Linked DNA regions of Mus musculus: region 1 is linked to region 2. Evidence: chromatin contacts called from ENCODE Hi-C data. All regions are on one chromosome and are shown on one strand. The core of a region is the stretch at or near the end of the contact, and the rest is flanking DNA. Distances in the headings are between cores, read along the strand shown.

What was found. A loop is a pair of places that touch in the nucleus more often than their neighbours do.
Region 1: a map of mouse trophoblast stem cell shows a loop between it and region 2 (2.2-fold over the local background). The contact joins two enhancer-like sites. A Hi-C loop is called at or near these places in 4 of 37 maps with a recorded cell type or tissue (heart and mouse trophoblast stem cell).

The regions. Positions count from the first base shown.
Region 1 is chr15:96,828,908-96,831,607 of GRCm38, reverse strand. Gm32564 (a long non-coding RNA gene) reads right to left here. Exons shown (of 3, transcript XR_384399.2): 2 at 2,017-2,128. Among named protein-coding and RNA genes, the nearest start is that of Gm32677, 8.3 kb to the left of the region's middle. Within about 2 kb of position 1,363, at least 1 of the 3 ENCODE cell types and tissues checked has a DNase peak (open chromatin) inside an H3K27ac peak, as active enhancers do.
Region 2 is chr15:96,708,458-96,711,157 of GRCm38, reverse strand. No RefSeq gene overlaps it. Among named protein-coding and RNA genes, the nearest start is that of Slc38a2, 10 kb to the right of the region's middle. Within about 2 kb of position 1,359, at least 3 of the 3 ENCODE cell types and tissues checked have a DNase peak (open chromatin) inside an H3K27ac peak, as active enhancers do.

The DNA of each region.
Region 1 (2,700 bases), core at 114-2,613, 120 kb before region 2:
CTCATAAGAACCTACAGTAGAACCTAGAAATGTGTGTTTAATAAATACCCTCTGCTCTATTATCACAGCTGTCGCCAACACTCAGACAAGTGGAACAAGTGCTTCTTGCTCATGAACTGCGGCGTGCTACACAAGGGGATGGTGGGACACAGCTTCCCTCACAGGTGACAGAGAAGGGGGCTGGGCAGCTGTCTCCATGGCAAACGTCACTCATCTTTATACAAACACGTGTCTATGGTCATGTTGTACTAAAACACTCCAAGATTGGAAGCCCAGCCTTCCGGTGCGTCCCGCTTTTGGTTTTTAGGAACCTGGAGCAAGCCTGTCACATGGTCATCTCCCTGTGCGGTGTGAATAGCAATCTCACCAAGATGGCTGTAAAGAATAACATACCTACGCTCATCTTTGCGTTGTGCATTTTACAGCACATCGTGCATTCCTTGAAAGCATGATATCCTAAGCAGCTTTGCAATCCTAAACATTTTTCTCATCTTAATATCACCAGGGCTGGGAGAGGAGGTAGGGAAGGTAGGTCATTTCTGATTTCTTTCTAGAGTTTTGTGCTGGCCATGGAATTAGAGCCACGTGGGCCAGAAGATCCATGGGAAAATGTGTTCAGAAAAAAGAGCCCTGAGCTCGGAGGTTTAGGGTTCTGGCCTGACTCTCCTGTGGGCACTTCGCAGGGCGTGGTCTGGGCAAATCGTCTCCACTGTCCTGGCAGCCAGTTTCCTTCCTGTAAAATGCACATTTGAGCATCTCCTCCCTCTGGTTCCATAACTCAAGCCGCCATGCCTCCGTTTGCATGAGTCCATGAGTCACTAAAACCTGGCAGCTTTCAGAAGGTTATTTAATAAGCAAAATGTCTCATAAGCATTCAACAGAGCTTGGCTCCGGTTCCCAAAACATTGCAAACTGTGTTTGAGCAAAGACTTCAAACTTAAGAAAAACTGTTTCTTGCTTCTGCAGGGCGCAAAGCTGTGAGCCATGTTTAGACGCTTGGGCACGTGCGTGCTTACACTTTGGGGTGCTCAGCGGAGAAGGGTAGTGCCTCTTTCAAGATGGAAGGGAAGCCGAAGAGGACACTGCGTCAGTATGACACGTTTAGTATTTCACATTGTTTTTTTTTAATGGTTTGGCTGTGTTGCTCCTTCATCTGTCACTTGGTCAGTGTGGCCACTTGGCAAAACAGTGAAGTTATTGTGTTATATATTATCATGGTTCCCATTTTACAAACGAATGTCCCGGGACAGATAAGTCGCATGTCTTTTCTTGGTGCTGACTTTCCTCAAATATGGATCTTCTGTGCTCAGATGAGGCTTGACCGGATCTAGGGGTGGCCTCTGTACTGAAGTCCTGGGCACGGTGCCACCCGCCTGCGTGTCACGGAAAGGCAAATCAGTAACGTGCCGAGAACAAAACGCTCCCCTGCCAACCACCAAGCCACTGTCTGTGGCCAAGGACAGAACTGAAGTGGTTCAGCCCTTTTAAAGGACCTCTCTGGAAAACAGCAAGTTTCTAGATAGAAAGAATAACCTTACCGAGAGCTGGATCCAGCCCTGCCTCCCAGGGCCTGAGGTCTCTCGTCCTGAATGTCTTTCCTGTGACTCAGTGGCCACGTTGGGAGGGTGGCGGAGGACATGCTCACTGGGGCTCTCTTTCTATCCTAAAGTTTTAGTCATAACTTGGTTTATTGAAAAGGGAGGAGAGAGGAATTCGTGCCCTAGAGAGAAAAAAATCTTGCAAGGTACTAGATGTTTTATATCCTTAGGGATAATTTGGGGGATATGAGAGTTGTGGCCTTTTCCATTCAGAGACCAAGGAGTCACCAACCTCAGTTTGCACGTGCAGGCTTCTGAAAACAAAGTTCTGTGTAACCGACACCTCAAGTCCTTACTGGAAACAAAGCCCCTCTCTACACAGAGCTTTTGCCAGCAGGTTGCAAAGGAAAGAATCCCACAGAGATTGCCACCACGGGGACTCCCGCCTGCAGTTGTCAAACCTTCACACATCTCTTACCCACGGCCTCTCGCTTTTCCTCCATGCCACTTGGCAGAAACAGCTACCCAGCAGTCCACACCATCCCTTTTCCAGTTCTTTGAGACCAACATTGTCACTTTTTCTCAGGTTACTGAAATAAAATAAACACAGATCTGACTACTGGCTCCTTTTCTTCAAGAGTGGAAAGTATCCTGTCTGTCACATGTACTACGGCGCCTAATATTGGTCTACCCATTCCAAGGACCCACTGCAGGCAATCCATCCTGTTGGGTATAGGAAATCTAAGCAAATCACAACCCCAGTTTCCAAAAGATCAAGTCCAAGGAGTAGTTCTTGACAGTAGAGGATGGGTCATGGTGCAGTGATCACAAGTCTTCCAATTGCCACTGAGAATCAGTCTTGGTTTGGGTGTCTTGTTTTGTTTTTGGTTTTGGTTGGTTGGTTTGGTTTTTACACCTAACATAGCATAGGAGATCTTGAAATGCCGCTACATTCCACCAGTCATACTTAAAACAATGGGGAAAGACCCTCCCTTTTCCTCCTCGCATACTGCTAGGTTTCTTCCAGCAGAAAGGTCCCCACACACTGTTCTACCTGCCTGGTACAGCCTTCCCAACGTCTTTCTCCCTTGCTGGTATCTACGGCGACAGGGCAGAAGATGGGATGACGTAAAGCCAGTGCCCAGGCTTTGGAATCAACTGA
Region 2 (2,700 bases), core at 110-2,609:
GTGGAGTCAAAATCCGGTCACTCTATAAACTGTATGGCCTTGGCAAGCTACTCAACTTCTCCATGTTTTTAACTGTAATAGGTAAATAATGAATTCTAAGCGGCCCCTACCTCACAGAGCTAATGAATTAAATATGCATATGTACAAGGGATTGGAAAGCCTGAGAGCTGCGTGGCACATCTGGAACACATCTTGGAAGGTGAAAGTCGGAGATCAGGAGTTTAAGATCGACCAAGGCTATTTAGAAAATTCAAAGGTAGCCTGAACCTATGTAGAACCTTGACTCAAGAGTGGGGGGAGGGGTGTTAAACAATAAGGAATTCGAAATAGCATCTATTCTGAGAGCTAAGTATTATCTAGACTCATTAATTACAATGCTTCTAATTCCAGGAAAATTTTAAAAACACAAGTCAAAAGTAAAACGCATAGTTGTGAAGGTAGAACAAACGTGGGGGGAGGAGGTATCCACCAGGTTCAGTAGCTTTCGCCATTCTGACCTTTGCTCCACTTTAGGAGAGAAAAGGGCCCCGGGCAGGGCTGTGGAGAAATCTGAACTCAACATTATATTCACCTCGAAGATTTCTTCCCAGGAAAAAGTCAGCAGGTAAAGAAAAGTTGTAATTTCCTAACTCAGAGGCGAGTATGTTGTCTTTGTGTTTATTTCCCTGTCGGTTTTTTTCTCCTTCCTAGACTTTGATAGAATGACTCAAAAGATAAACACACACACACAATTACTAGAAAGAATCTAAAATGCCACGAGACTAAACGATCGCAGCATTTCTGTAAAAAAAAAACAAAAAACAAAAAAACCCGCTTCCTCCCTAGGGCCAAGATGAGGGCGGAATGTCTACGTAACGTCTTCTCGACAAAGGAGCAGGAGAACAACTCTGAAAGCCACTTTCAAAGGCTCACTGGGAGCCATGTGGAAGCACCGCGCAAAGCTTCGGGGACTTTCCTCGTGGGTCTGGGGATTTAGCAAGACAACCCACGAGCTGGGGAGTCCCTGCTCGCCGGGGTGCGGGCTCGGCCCCAGGCGCGGGCACGTGCACATGCTGCAGCGGCCTCGCTCCCCCGCGGCCTCCCCGAGCGGAGGATTACCCCTGATGATCACGACTCTCTAGGTTTCCCCAGTCACTGGCTCCCCACCGCGGCTCCCTGTCCCTTCCATCCCTCCCCGCCACGCGCACCAAAAGAAGGCGGAACCCAGTGAGTCGCCATCACGTGGGCTCTGGACGAGCAGAAGCGGTCTGCGCAGAAGTGGTCTGCGCACGAGCTGCCCGCGCCTCGCGGGGCCTCCGCGCCCGCAGCCTCAGTGGAAAAATTTCAGGAGACCTACTGAGGCTGCGCGGAGTAGGCCACGCCCCCTTCCCGCCCGTTGCTTCTGCGCGGGTTCCTCCCGCCCCTGGGGAGCAGCCCCGCCTCCGCCCCGCGCTTCTGCGCAAGCCCCGCCCTCCCTGGGGAAACCGCTGCGTAAGCCCCGCCCTCCCCAGGGGGAAAGCGCCGCGTACCCCTCGGCCATGACTTCCGGAGCTGCCACCGCTGGCCCGGGGTGCCTGCGAGGCCAACTCATGTGTGGCCGCCTGGCATCCTGAGAGGCGAGCAGCGGCGCCCTGGCGCCTCAGCCTTCGTCTGCGGGGCGCCGCGGCCTCAACCTCGTCACCTCAGCTCCACACGGGTCCCACGTCTTCTGGATGGAGCTGGATGGAGGGAGGAGTGGTTGGGGTGGGATGCTGAGGGGACCGACGGTCGCCTAGACAAAGCCCGATCTGGATCACCACCACCCACCCACCCCAGGAAAATAAATAATATTCATTTTCCCCCCCATCCAGAAATATGCCTCACGGAATTTACCCCTGAGGCAGCAATTGTAAGGAGTTTGACCTCACCCAGAGGTGACAAATGGCCACACCGACCATGACATTCTTTGGCTGTAAAGGGGTGTGTCATGTGTGCGTGGTTCTCCTCAAGAAAACAAATTTAGCCATTTTAGCCACGGGTTGGTTCAGTCGGGTGAGTGTTGCCTAATGTGGAGGCGAATAGAGGGGTGTTAGCTCTCCACTTGTCCTCAGAGAGGTTTTTACTGGAAACCGGATGCAGACATCTACATGAGACCACGTTGTGCCAAAGATTTCAGCCAAAACAGTGGGAGTTTCTGTGAGTAATCTCAGAACCAAGCCCATAGAAGCCCCCACAACCCACTTGAGAACCAGAATTGCAGGTATGTTAATAAATCTTTATTTCTTCGCCTTGGGTGAAGAAAGAACACGAAACTGACTGAAGGCCAAGAAGGTCATCGAGGCCCAAAAGTAGGCACAATATATTGATAAATCTTTGCCTTTTCCTCTGAACAAAAATACGGGTAACCCGTTTTTAAAAACAGATTTTGGAGAATTGTAATGATCTGAGTCTTTATTGTTTTTAAAGCAATCGGATGTAGCACAGTATTCAAAACCTAGACCTCTATAACTGCGCTGGCTCCTTGTTTTCTCGATTAGCTTTTCGTTCCAAGTGTGAGCATTCTGTCAACCCGTGGGCATGTGGACTTTTCAACCCTGTTACTGCTGATTAGCAGGTGTTGGTGGAAGATCTAGGTCCATGAACACTTTCTCTTTGCTGTCATTCTTTCTTGTACCTAGCAAAATGGACTCCAGAGGAAATGGCAGTGAAGCATGACAAAAAGAAAAAAAATCAGCCATTCCT